Linked DNA regions of Homo sapiens: region 2 is linked to region 1. Evidence: chromatin contacts called from ENCODE Hi-C or POLR2A ChIA-PET data. All regions are on one chromosome and are shown on one strand. The core of a region is the stretch at or near the end of the contact, and the rest is flanking DNA. Distances in the headings are between cores, read along the strand shown.

Region 1 (7,306 bases), core at 2,934-5,433:
ATGAAATGGGGATTGAAGATGTGATTCCGTTTTCATCCGAAAATATGCTCATTCACCAGGGAATATGTGACTCTGGACTATTCTTAGACCAGCACAAAGTGTCACGTAATCAGTAACAATTTAAATTAATAAAAAAGTAAGATCAGAAAGGAAGGGGGCTGAAATGTTATCTAAGTAAAAGGAAAAATGTATCGGAAACTTGAAACTTAGTCACTTAAATCTCACTTTGGAAATCAGTCTCTATTCAAAGTTGAGAAAGAGTTTCAAATGATCACCAGTGGAAAAATTAGTTGTCCAAAATATGCAGATGGCCAGGATACAAATTAGCAGGGCATTGATTTTGATGCAAAAGATTTATACATTTGCCAAGTTTTTTGGAGAAGTGAGAGACGTCTAACTTTTAAGAATACTGAGTAATAAAACTGAAATAAGCATGCAGCATTAAATTCCTAATTAGAACTTTAAAAAGGATAGTTGATATAGTTAAGCTTCATCTTTAGTTTTATTCAAAGTTCCTAAGTTGTTTGAAATCTAAAAAAGGAACCCAGGATAAGATGACTCCCTGTTTCCTTCATTGTGAAATTTTGAGTAACATCTTGCAAAATCTCAGCTTGCCAAGTAACAAATTTATATTAATAACAATTTGCTGGGACATGTGACAATCTTTCTCACATTATTATGCGTCCAGAGAAATTTTATCTATTACATTTCTTCACACATAGATGTGGCTGCATATTATGGAAGAAATGGAAGAAGGTAACCACAGCATCTCAATGCTAAATGACGTGACCTTCACATAAATTCTCTGAACATCCAGTGGGACACTCGGGAGGACAGTCCACATGACAGCACCATTCTACAATAGAAAAGTTAAGAATCAGATAGTAAAACTTAGCCTAAATGACTAAAGACACCAACCTAATTTATAAGGGGAAAATGAAGACAATCAAAATAGCCTTTTGATTTGTATAGGTAAAAACAACCAGCCACTTGCCTGAATTTTTTGTTTTCTACTGAACATATAATATTTTAGGCCATTAGCTTTCTAATTTTTTCTTTGAATTCAATCCACAGTAAGAAATACATTTTACATCACAATCAGCACACAGAAGCACATATAATTAAAACAGATTTTCAGGAAACAAAACTTATCCTTACGAAATACCATGCACTCTGATATTTTCTATTATATTCCTTTCCATTTTAGTCCTTTTAAAAAATATTCTAGACTCACTAAACTGAGTTCATGACCCTCTGGGTCATGACAAGCAGTTTGAAAACACTGCTTTCAGCCCCAAAACTTTTGAGAACTACTTAAGAAACTTAAAGTTTCCTAAAAGAGCCCAATCAATCCTTTCCTTTATACCCAGAGTCATTTAAGCAGAAAAACTGAGAGGGGAAAAATACTAAATAATATCTGTCCATATGAAGAACTTGCATAGATGCTTCTTTTCCTTGCTGGATAATAACAGGCAGAATTCTAACAAAAGAGGAAAGATAATCCGGGAAATAAAACACAGGAAAAATCATTCTAAAACTGAATTTCCACACAGAGTCCCATTTGTGCAAGTTTTTTTTTTAATTTTTAAGTTCCTTGTCTCTTTTTTTATTATTCTAAGAGTGTTTGAATATCATGTAATGCAGAAAGTGTAAGATAGGGCATATTACACTGATACCACTTATCACTGGGATGATGAACAATTTTGAATAAGATGCGATCCCCTCTGTATTTGACCAGGTTCACTTTGTAATTATTAGCAAGGCAGTAAATAATCTACCAAGGAGCAGTCTCATTAGTGCCCATTGAAATTCAGCAGCATTAATTTGCAATAAAAGAACTGAAAATTAAATAGGGAAGAAAATGGTTTCTGGAGTCCATCATAAGGTTATGGAATTCACATCATACCAGTGCCTTCCTTCACATCAAGCAGTTTTAAATGTTGTGTGGAATTAGACTTAATCGCTGTACTTTGTTCTTCCATTTAAAAAAAAAAAGGTGGGCAGAAGAAATCCTTTTTCTCTGTTTTAACCCTAAATTAAAACAAGTAAAATTAATTTGAAATATGCCAACCTTTAAAAGTTTTGTTCATTGTTTGTCTTTTGAGTAAAGACAGCTTGGATCTGCGTGGCTGTGGGATGCTCTAAATTTCTCCAAGGCGGCTGAAGATGCACACTGAATACCCCCAGAATCTGCCCTTCAGTATCCTCTGGGGCCAAACTGCACTTTAGTCCCCTTCCTTCTGCTATAAATATCCCTGGAAACAGAATACTGAACAAAAACTGGTCCACGGCTTACAAGGCAGAAAGATATAGGGACACCAGTCCGGATACCAGTGTACAGTTGGGAAATGCCTAATTCAGGACCCAGCCATGTGGCGCCCTGAAGCTTCCAAACCCAGTCCGGGGTACACCTGTCCTGTGGCCACCTAGGAAGGTGTTCACCAGAAGCGCCCACCTAATCCCTCTGCAGGCCCATCAGGAAAACAAAAAACAAAAAACAAAAGGAGAAACTGGGCAAGAGAAAATGGGAGGGAGAGGAGAGGGAGAAAGAACAATTCTTGTAGGGAAAAAAATTAAAATGAGGACACACAACCTTCGCCATTGAAGTCACAAAGTGGTCTCCTGTGTCCTGGACCGGCCGCGCTCCTTCCACAGTGGCTGCGAGGCGCAGACCCTGGCTGACCCGCACGCCACTCCGGGGCATTCTCCCCGGGTGGGACAGGCTTGTCACTGGGCTGGCAGGAGATTATTTTTAAGCACTTGTGCTTCCATATGGCTTGTTTTAAACTCGCGGGACACCTACAAATTTCCGGCTGTCAGAAGTCACATGCCAGCAATCCGCTCCAGCGCGGACTCAGCCAGCTAACTCCGAAATCAGACCCATTCAACTCCCAATCGCTCTCTAAAGCCCCAGGACGTGGGGTGGGGAGGAGGGGAAAGCGGGTGACAGGAATCGCTTCCCAGAAAGTCATCATCATAGCTGACATATTTCCAATCAAATAGTCTAGATGAAAGGAAATTTGGGGAGCACATTAAACAAAAACATTAAAAGGATAAATAAAACTCTGCTGAGCTCTGCTAACTCCAAACACCCCCAACTTTAAATGCCAAGAGCGAGACCTTCCCAAGTGACTCAAAGCGCCCCGTGTTTATTTGCCTGGAGGTGTTTTCCCCCACAAATAACTGCTGCTTTGTCTGGTTTTCCAACGTGTGTTTTGTTAGGAAGCCCGGGCTTTCGGGTCTGCCTCTCGCACGGACGGTAAGTGGGTGGAGAGTACGTTTTTTTCAGCTGCCCGGCGAGAGAACTTGACTCTGAACGCAGCGCGGGCTGCACGCAGAACCCCCGGGCTGGGCCGCGCGCCCCGGGCTCCCTGCGCGCACCCTCGGGTCGCGCGTCCCGCGGCTCCCGCAGCTCCCTAGGCTCTCCCTTCTCCCTCCCTCCCTCCCTCCCTCCTGCCGGGCGCGGCGGCCACCCCGACGGGCGGCGCGGGCGCGGGTACCTGTAGAATGCCGGCGGGCCGGCCTCGCGCACCGTGTAGCCGCTGGGCTCGTTCTCCAGGTAGTAGGGCACCTGCTGGCCGTGGGGCTGCAGGAAAGGCGACAGCTGCGGCGGCGGGTGCAGTAGCATCAGCGGGCTCGGAGACACGCTGTTGAGTGGGGGGAAACCCCCCAGGCCGTTGGAGCCGAACGCCGCAGCCTCAGACCCGGGGCCGTAGGGGAGGCCGGTCTGACCGTAGACCTGCGCGTTGGCGGCGGCCGCGGCGTTGAACTCGTAGGCGGCGCCCTCGGGGTAGTTGTACACGGCGGGCTTGCTGCTGTCCAGGTACACCTCGCCCAGGGGCCGCTCCAGGGGGATCTTGAGCTGCGGACGGTTCAGGGGCTCCAGCTCGTTCCCTTGGATCTGATGCAGTAGGGCCATCCCAGATGCTTTGGTGTGGAGGGTCATGGTCATGGTCCGTGGCCGCGGGCAGGGTGCAGACCGTGTCCCCGCAGGGCAGAAGGCTCAGAAACCGGCGGGCCACCTGGAAAAAGAGCACAGCCCGAGGTTAGAGGCGACGCAGCGCATGTCCCGCCGACACGCGAGCTCTGGCCCCGGCCCTGCCCCGGGAGCCTGCGGGTCCGGTGAAGCCGGGCGACCCGACGGGAGCAAGTGCAGTCCCAGGACGAACGCCCTCCGCCAGCTCCTGGGCTCCCGGGCCTCCAACTTTAAGTACTGGTCTCCCGAGCTCATATGCATTACAAAGGTGCTGGAGGACGGCCAGGGACTGTTGCCTTGCCCTGACATTGGCTTAAACATCACTCCAGGCACAACTCGATTTGGAGCGATCCCAAAGAGCAGCTTCCCTGAACTTTACTTTACTTGTCGTCGCTGCTGGATAGAGGCTGAGTTTCACGGCCAGGGGGCGGGGGCGCACGAGGATCTGCTAAAGGTGGCCCAGGGAAGACTGGGCTTAAAATAAACGCGAAAGACGGATCCAGGGGCCGGCTTTCTCTAATGTGCTGCCTTATGTGCCCCGTGCCAGACTCCGATATATCTCTGTTTGTCTCTCTTTCTGTTTGATTCCCCCTCCTCGTTGGCTAGAAATACGTAGTGTGTACATAGGATGACCCTGGGGAGGACTACACTGTAACCGAGATAGGGCAGATAGAATGGGGTGTGCGGTTGCATACGCAGCCAGCCACAGACAGCTATATTTAGCAGCTGGGGGAACTGACAGGGGGCATCTGAGGGGAAGGGGGCGGAGATTCAGGGTATACATATAGGAAGAGCTGCATTTTGCCATCAGGAGAATGCAACCTGCCAGGACCTCAGTTTCTTCCTCTGCAAAATGCTCCCAAAGTAGATAGACCCTTCCACAACCTTCTGAGATTCTCTCAGCCTGACTTGTGTGTTTATGTTGGACCACAGTACTGTACTTGGTCCCATTAGGAATTCTCATGTGAAGGATGATTCAGAAAAACCTTTGGTTAGGGCGCACATGGGTGTTCATGCCTTCCACAGGTTGGTTATGCAACCAAAACTTCAGAAAACTGAATATAAAATGTGACCTTTTCATACCAAACATAACCTCAGGTCACGAACCAAAGCTTTGGCAATTATGTTACATTGTCGGTCTGGTCCAGCTAACAGATTTTTAAAATGCATTTCTGCATGTCTATCCTTTAGTCCTACAACTCGATCTTCTCGGTTCACTTGGGCTAGGATATGCAGAATCAAATATCCAGATGAAAAACAAATAGAAAAAAGTTTTTAACTGAATTAAAAGTTAAACATGCACACGCACATACACACACACATATATGTGTATATATATATATATATATATATATATACATATTAAGGAGACAAAAAATAGGTGAAGTATATCATGCGTCTATAATCTTGGATAGTTTATACTTTTGAATAAACTTCCTTTGCTGCAGCCTAATAGACTCTGATACAACTATCAATACTTTGTTTTAATTGCTATCCCAAACACCCAACAGAGTATCTGACGAAGTGTTCATGGTCTATCTAAATGCCAAGCTTACTGTTACTAAGAGTTACATTTTTGACTATTTTATATCAAGTATACATTTTATCTAATTCTTACAAAAATAGACCATTGTTGGACAATATGCAAATGTAGCTGAAGCCAAAATCGAGTTTAGCATTAATGACTATAGATTGTCAGCAAATAAAGGGTTAAAAACACATTAGGTGCATCGCAGATATTTCCCTTTATGGCCAGCAATCATTACTTTCCAAAGCAATTTTTTACAGATGATTTAATTTCCATAAATCACACTTTCAATTTTCAAATGCCTTTTTAAAACACATGCAAAAAGCACTTCATAGGGCTCTTAAAAAATGTGAACCTGCCAAATTATATGCAAATGGCACAAAGAATCCTACAAGTCCTGAAAGAAAAAGGAGACACACACATACCCCCATGGAGAACAGCAATCCTCATCTCCCTGCTAGGATACAGACACTAGCCAGAAAGGTAAGTTGCTTTCTCAAAATGCTAAAGCTACAGAGAGAGAAATCAAAACAAGCCTACCCTGCTGGATCAAGAACGTCTTTCCAGAAATGTTCCATGGGCTTGTAGAAGTCAAGGGCCGAGAGAGTGAGAAGGAAGGAAGGAATGTGCTCGCATGTGCGAGTGGCTCAGTGTGTGAACTAGGCAGAGAGAGTGTGTGGATGTGTTTGTGCGTGGAATGGCAGGGATTCGGGAAGCAGCCAGTAGGCAGGGCACTTGGCAGCCCCTCCCGGCAGACACGCAGCTGGGCTACTGCACAGCGCTGGATGAATGGCAGTGGGGAGTGAGGGGAGACTTGCTGTCTGCTCACAGGGAGCAGTGTGGCACAGCCAGAGAAAGCTGTACTGGGGAGGAGAAACCCCAGCCCCTTTGCCCCTACCCTTGGAGGCTGGAAAGTACCCTATGCTTTCTGCTGCCACCCCAAGCAAGAGGAAAAACAGGCTTGCTGTGAATCATAGTCTTACGGCTAAAATAGAATGCCAGTCAAAAGTGTATGGATATCAAGTTTACAAAATAGGACATGGGTGGTTTTTCCGAAAGAATATAATTTAACAATAAAAGCCTTCTGGGATACATGTGGATCAAATGCCTTACTGGCCCTAGCCCCCAGTCTCTGAACAGAGGCATTGCCATGCCTCCGATTGCACCAGGAAACCAGACTTTGGAATAAATGTTTTGGCATTCTAGGGATGTGTTTCCAGCTGAAATGTAATACTCCTCCACTTCGTTAACCAAACCCACAAACCTTTCCATGAATAGCTCAGTTGACTGCTTTCTGTAAACATGTGAAAAATACGTATTATTAAAAGCCTAGGATATGAACATAAGATAAAGGTAGATACCTTTGTTTTAAACTGATTTTAGGCTTTCGAGTTGCACTGACCGTGATTGGGAACGAGGTCTCTCATTTCCCAGTGGCGTTCACATGGATCCACCTCTTGACCACTTTCTCAACTATTCTCTCGGCCATAGTACTAACACGCAATACTGAGGTGCTCCTAGAGTGCCCACGCTCAGGGTCCCAGGACACATGACACCCAATGGAGGCTTTGTTGCCAGACATTAGTCACCACCTTGGATATTAAATGACTCTAATCACAATGCCAGGAGTGGCCGGTCTCTGGCCCTGGGACACTATGCAGTTACTGAGAGATTTATGAGTGGCTCTTGAGACCAGTACAAAAAAGAAATAGAAAGCCATAAAAATGTTAATGATGCCATCATGCAAATATATGTTTTTGTGCTTTGAAAGACCCCCAGTATTGCAGTGTTTGAGCACAGGA
Region 2 (7,045 bases), core at 1,605-4,104, 94 kb before region 1:
GTGAGAAAGTGACAGAGACAGCAAGAGAGATAATTATGATATTATGGTTGTGATATTACTTCAGTCATGCTTATGTGACCTGAATAATAGACTTATATCAAGGGAATAGTTTAGCCAAGCGCTGACATAAATCACCACTTCTCTTTTTTCCTTTATAATTTAAACTCACCACTAATAACAAATATTGACAAAAATACTGCTGTGCTAGGAATTAAATAGCAATGTGACTGTCTCTACCTCTAGAAATTAAAATTTTAATTGGACAGATAGGAGATAAATATATTTTTTTAATACTAAGTTGTCAGCTTGGCTCAACTTGATCTGGAACATGGAATATAATCCTATATCCCATTCAATTAAGCGATCAATAAACAAAGATACATCACATGCAGTGCCAAGCAGCCAGCTGGGCACTGGTGGGACAGCATAATCCAAGGGCCAGGGGCTCACCGGCAGGGGTGCTCTTCCCTGTGAGAGGTCAGACTGGCATGAGCCTCAATGAAGTATTGGGGTCAGAGCTGAGTGGCTGTCATATGCATGGATGATTAAGTCTAGCAATTAAAGAAAATAAGTGGTCAAGTAAAGGACTTAGAAGTCCAAAATGAAAGCCTAGTGTAGATGGGGTTCTGTGGCATGCCCAAGATCAGAACTGGAGGTGAGGTAGAGGGCAGAGGCCAAAGTATATGTTCAAACCAGAATGAGGTCAAGCAGTGTTTAGAACCAAAAGCTGTCACTTGTTGATGGAAACGGCTCTCTCACAGTTGCAAATCACTACACACCAGCGCATCCAAGTTGCCCTCAAGCTGGCAGGGTACAAAGAGCTCAGTACCTGGATTAACACAGGAGCTGAGACAGCAGCTCACCTAACTTTCTGATTAGACACAGAGACAGAATATGATAGCAATTCAGAAGGAAAACATGATGACTTCCAGGGAATTCTAAATGAGCTAAAGAGAAAGGCATTAGTAAATGGGGAAAGTCACTACTAATAAAAAAAATTACTAAAAATGAACTTCAGATTGAAGGGAGGCATACGGGACAAAATACATTCTGTCGTCAATGAACAGAACAGTTTCCTGGAGCCAAAGGCTTGCTAGGAAAGTGGGAGACAATGCCTGAAAAAACAGGTGTAATTCGGAAGGTGGAGGACTTTGAATGCCAGGATTAGAGGGAGGCTAACTTGTAGGTTCCTCAGGGCAAGGTACTGCATTTTATGTATCACTAATTATCCAAAGGGAACCAAAGTAATTAATTACTTAAGAATTATAGTTTCCTTATAATGATGACAGTATACTAAAACTGGCATTTTATTTAGAGATTAGATTAAATCCTTGTGGGAAAAATTGAACGTACTTTTCATTACCCATTGTAACCAATTTATATGAAGGGCTCACCATAAGCCAAATACAATAGAAGCTTTACATGCCTCCTTATACATACTTACTAAGTTAGTATTATTATTGTCGTTATTTGACAAACAAAGAGACAAAGGTCTGAAGAGGTTACGTATCTTGTTCAAGGTTACACACCTATCAACAGAGCTAAAATTTGAATGCAAGTAGTCTGATTCCAACAGCTAAGACTTAAACCACAATGCTACATAATACATGAATGATATCTGACATCTATACATCAATTTGTGATTATCAAAATAGAGTTCATGTCTTTGAGTCTCAGAATAGCTTTATGGGGTAGTTGGTGTTTTCACATAGTTATGTTTTCTATGAGACTGGAACCACAAAGAGAGAGAAACAGATCTAGGATGGGTACGACTTTAACTTGACAATAGAATATACCTCCAAGAACATGAGCCAAAAGGGCCAGAAACCTTGAGCTTCCTTGATCCCTGAGAGCAAGATCAAAACTGGTGGGTGAGGTGATACAGCAGGAATTTTTAGGCCAACTCCAGTCCTAGGTCCCTTGAGGAATGGAGGAAGTTTGGTCCTATTTTTTGTGAATGACCTCTTTTCACTTTTAGGTTGCCTGGATGTTGTGGTCAGTGATCACATCTTAAATCCCCTGTGTCAACAACACCTTCATGTAGTAAATGCTCAGTAAAGGTTATCTGTAAATGATTTAGGCCAAGAAGTTTGGATTTGGCTTGGCATTTGTTATGTAAAATTTTCAAAATAAAACTGCCAAAACTTCAAACATAAAATAAATGTAATACGTCAAGGCCAAAAAATGGTGGAAAGGAGGCAGGACTAGATTGCAGCTCTCACTTGGATGAACAGAGCAGTGTGTGGAAACTCACACCATAAACTTCTGCTCCAGAACTACTACAGGAATATACCAGGAAAGCCAAGAGAATCCACAGACCCTGTGAAGGAAGCAGTTTGCTCCTACAGGACCCAGGAGACACCCCAAATACTGTGAGTGCCCAAGCTGTGAAAGTAGGAAAGGGGGATAGCCCACCCCCGAACACACACCCTCACTGGGGAATCTGCAGCTCCAGATCATGGGAGAAGGATATGAACTTACCTGGAGCTGATTTAATTAGACAGCTGAGTGAAATAAAGGGTAGAGAAAGCAAGGGGAAAAGCCCTGTGGGCTCTCTGGGTCCCCTAATAAGCCATTTCTACCTTGTCTCACAGGGGTCCTTGGGGAGGGTGGCCAGAGGAACTGGGAAAAGACCACAGCGAGAAGGAAACCTCCAGCTGAACTTTGTAACAATTCCAACCAAACATGAAGTCACCTGGCCAGAACTTGGGGGAGGGAGTGAATTTGGTGTACAGATTCAACAGGAAGGGAGGCATGAAAGCCCTACTTACATTCTTTGCTGGGAGGCTGGTAGCCTGCGGCAAGTTCTTAGCCTTGCTCATCCGCTGCCTGCAAACAAACTTGATGCTGTTGGTAGGGCACAGGAGTGAGACCGGTTTTGGGGGTTGCAAGGGAGCTGGGTGAGGCCTGTAACTGCCGGCTTTCCCCCACATTCCTGACAGCCTGCATGACGCAGCAGAGGCAGCCATAATCCTCTGGGAACATAACTCCATTGACCTGGGAACCTCACCCCCCTGCCCCACAGCACAGCCTCAGCAAGACTCACCCGAGGAGAGTCTGAGCTCAGACAGTCCTAGCCTTGCCCCACCTGATGGTCATTCCCTATCCATCCTGGTAGCTGAAGGCAAAGGTCATATACTCTTGGGAGTTCTAAGGCCCTGGCCACTGCCTGATCCTCCCTATACTACCACAGCTGACGCTGTCTTGAAAGTGCCACCTCCTGGCAGGAGGCCAACCAGCACAAAAATAGTGCATTAAACAACAAAAGCTAAGGACCCCTGCAGAGTCCATTTCACTCCCCTGCCACCTCTATCAGAGCAGGTGCTGGAATCCAACGCTGTGAGACCTGAAAACAGCCCATAGCACAGGACTCTGAGCAGACAGCCCCCAGTACTAGCCTGGAGCCTGGTAGCCCTGCTGAATGGCTAGATCCAGAAGAGAAATAACAGTCACTACAGGTCGGTTCCCAGGAAGCCACATCTCTAAGAAAAGGGGGAGAGTACTACATCAAGAAAACAACCTGTGGGACAAAAGAATCTGAACAGCAGCCTTGAGCCCTAGTACTTCCCTCAGACATAGCCTACCAAATGAGAAGGAACCAGAAAAACAATCCCAGTAATACGACAAAACAAGGTTCTTTAATACCCCTCAAAAAATCACACTAGCTCACCAGCAATGGATCCAAGCCAAGAAGAAATCCCTGAGTCACCTGAAAAAGAATTCAGAAGGTCGATTGTTAAGCTAATTAAGGAGGCACCAGAGAAAGGTGAAGTCCAATTTAAGGAAGTCAAAAAAATGATACAAGAAATGAGGGGAGAAATCTTCAGTGAAATAGTTAGTATAAATAAAAAACAATCACAACTTCAGGAAATGAAGGACACACTTAGAGAAATGCAAAATGTTCTTGAAAGTCTCAGCAATAGAATAAAACAAGCATAAGAAAGAACTTCAGAGCTCAAAGACAAGGTTTTCAAATTAACTCAATCCAACAAAGACAAAGAAAAAAGAATTTAAAAAATGAACAAAACCGCACTCAGTGCTCAATGGTGCCCAGGCTGGAGTGCAGTGGCGTGATCTCAGCTCGCTACAACCTCCACCTCCCAGCAGCCTGCCTTGGCCTCCCAAAGTGCCGAGATTGCAGCCTCTGCCCGGGGCCACCCCGTCTGGGAAGTGAGGAGCGTCTCTGCCTGGCCGCCATCGTCTGGGATGTGAGGAGCCCCTCTGCCTGGCTGCCCAGTCTGGAAAGTGAGGAGTGTCTCTGCCCAGCCGCCATCCCATCTAGGAAGTGAGGAGCGCCTCTTCCCGGCCGCCATCCCATCTAGGAAGTGAGGAGCGTCTCTGCCCTGCCGCCCATCGTCTGAGATGTGGGGAGCGCCTCTGCCCTGCCGCCCCGTCTGGGATGTGAGGAGCGTCTCTGCCGGGCCGCCCCGTCTGAGAAGTGAGGAGACCCTCTGCCTGGCAACCGCCCTGTCTGAGAAGTGAGGAGCCCCTCAGCCCGGCAGCCACCCCGTCTGGGAAGTGAGGAGCGTCTCCGCCCGGCAGCCACCCCGTCCGGGAGGGAGGTGGGGGGGTCAGCTCCCCGCCCGGCCAGCCGCCCCGTCCGGGAGGGAGGTGGGGGGGTCAGCCCCCCGCCCGGCCAGCCGCCCCGTCCGGGAGGGAGGTGGGGGGGTCAGCCCCCCGCCTGGCCAGCTGCCCAGTCCGGGAGGTGAGGGGCGCCTCTGCCCAGCCGCCCCTACTGGGAAGTGAGGAGCCCCTCTGCCCGGCCAGCCGCCCCGTCCGGGAAGGAGGTGGGGGGGTCAGCCCCCCGCCTGGCCAGCCGCCCCGTCCGGGAGGGAGGTGGGGGGGTCAGCCCCCCGCCCGGCCAGCCGCCCCGTCCGGGAGGGAGGTGGGGGTTCAGCCCCCCGCCTGGCCAGCTGCCCAGTCCGGGAGGTGAGGGGCGCCTCTGCCCAGCTGCCCCTACTGGGAAGTGAGGAGCCCCTCTGCCCGGCCAGCCGCCCCGTCCGGGAGGGAGGCGGGGGGGTCAGCCCCCCGCCCGGCCAGCCGCCCCGTCCGGGAGGGAGGTGGGGGGGTCAGCCCCCCACCCGGCCAGCCGCCCCGTCCGGGAGGGAGGTGGGGGTTCAGCCCCCCGCCCGGCCAGCCGCCCCGTCCGGGAGGTGAGGGGCGCCTCTGCCCGGCCGCCCCTACTGGGAAGTGAGGAGCCGCTCTGCCCGGCCACCACCCCGTCTGGGAGGTGTGCCCAACAGCTCATTGAGAACGGGCCATGATGACAATGGCAGTTTTGTGGAATAGAAAGGGGGGAAAGGTGGGGAAAAGATTGAGAAATCGGATGGTTGCCGTGTCTGTGTAGAAAGAGGTAGACGTGGGAGACTTTTCATTTTGTTCTGTACTAAGAAAAATTCTTCTGCCTTGGGATCCTGTTGATCTGTGACCTTACCCCCAACCCTGTGCTCTCTGAAACATGTGGTGTATCCACTCAGGGTTGAATGGATTAAGGGCGGTGCAAGATGTGCTTTGTTAAACAGATGCTTGAAGGCAGCATGCTCGTTAAGAGTCATCACCACTCCCTAATCTCAAGTACCCAGGGACACAAAAACTGCAGAAGGCCGCAGGGTCCTCTGCCTAGGAAAACCAGAGACCTTTGTGCACTTGTTTATCTGCTGACCTTCCCTCCACTATTGTCCTGTGATCCTGCCAAATCCCCCTCTGCGAGAAACACCCAAGAATGATCAATTAAAAAAAAAAAAGAAAAGAAAAAAAAAAAAAAATGAACAAAACCTCCAAGAAGTTTGGGACAGAATTAAACAACCAAACCTAAGAATAATTGGTGTTCCTGAGAAAGAAGAGAAATCTAAAAGTTTGGAAAACATATCTGGGGGGATAATTGAGGAAAACTTCCTTAGCCTTATTAGAGACCTAGACATCCAAATACAAGAAGCTCAAATAACACCTGAAAAATTCATCACAAAAAGATCATTGCCTAGGCACATTGTCATAAGGTTATCTAAAGTTAAGATAAGAAAAATAATCTTAAGAGCTGTGAGGCAAAAGCACCAGGTAACCTATAAAGGAAAACCCATCAAGTTAACAGATTTCTCAGCAGAAACCCTATAAACTAGAAGGGATTGGGGCCCTATCTTCAGCTTCTTTAAAGAAAACAATTAGCAGCCAAGAATTTTGTATCCAGCAAAACTAAGCTTCTTAAATGAAGGACAGATACAGTCTTTTTCAGATAAAAACAACGCTAAGAGAATTCGCCACTACCAAGCCAGCACTACATGACTACACGAACTGCTAAAAGGAGCTCCAAATCTTGAAACAAATGCTGGAAACACATCAAAACAGAACCTCCTTAATGTGTAAATCTCATTGGAGGTATAAAACAAAAATACTACTAAAAAAAATCCAAGGTATACAGGCAACAAATGGCATGATGAACAGAATAGTACCTCACATCTCAATACTAACATTGAATTTAAATAGCCTAAATGCTCCACTTAAAAGATACAGAATTGCAGAATGGATAAGCAATCACCAACCAAGTATCTGCTGCCTTCAAGAAACTCACCTAACACATAAGGACTCACATAAACTTAAGGTAAGGGTGTGGAAAAAGACATTCCATGCAAATGGACACCAAAAGCAAGTAGGAGTAGCTATTCTTATATCAGACAAAACAAACTTTAAAACAACAGCAGTTAAAAAAGACAAAGAAGAGCATTATATAATGATAAAAGGCCTTGTCCAAAAGGAAAATACCATAATCCTAAATATATATGCACCTAACACTGGAACTCCCAAATGTATAGAACAATTACTACTACACCTAAGTAATGAGACAGACAGCAATACAATAATAGTGGGGGACTTCAATACTCCACTGACAATACTAGACAGGTCATCAAGACAGAAAGTCAACAAAGAAACAATGGATTTAAATTGTACCCTGGAACAAATGGACTTAACAGATCTTTACATAACATTCTACCCAACAACCACAGAATATACATTCTATTCATCAGCGTATGCAACTTTCTCTAGGATAGAC

Evidence for each region. A loop is a pair of places that touch in the nucleus more often than their neighbours do. ChIA-PET counts read pairs that join two places held with the same protein, here RNA polymerase II (POLR2A). Pooled maps may share reads with other maps.
Region 2: a loop to region 1 is called in a map of PC-9, with 2.7 times the contacts of the local background. The contact joins the enhancer-like site here to the promoter of ESR1 in region 1. A Hi-C loop is called at or near these places in 1 of 168 maps with a recorded cell type or tissue (PC-9) and 1 of 50 pooled maps. POLR2A ChIA-PET finds 5 or more read pairs at or near these places in 1 of 52 experiments (activated CD8-positive, alpha-beta memory T cell).

The regions. Positions count from the first base shown.
Region 1 is chr6:151,804,559-151,811,864 of GRCh38, reverse strand. It overlaps ESR1 (estrogen receptor 1), which reads right to left and starts at 4,183. Exons shown (of 8, transcript NM_000125.4): 1 at 3,501-4,183. The coding sequence starts at 3,952.
Region 2 is chr6:151,897,105-151,904,149 of GRCh38, reverse strand. The region is part of intron 3 of ESR1 (estrogen receptor 1); the gene reads right to left. Among named protein-coding and RNA genes, the nearest start is that of ESR1, 93 kb to the right of the region's middle. RefSeq lists an enhancer at 2,520-3,719. Within about 2 kb of position 2,854, at least 3 of the 41 ENCODE cell types and tissues checked have a DNase peak (open chromatin) inside an H3K27ac peak, as active enhancers do; they include PC-9, where a contact is called at or near this core.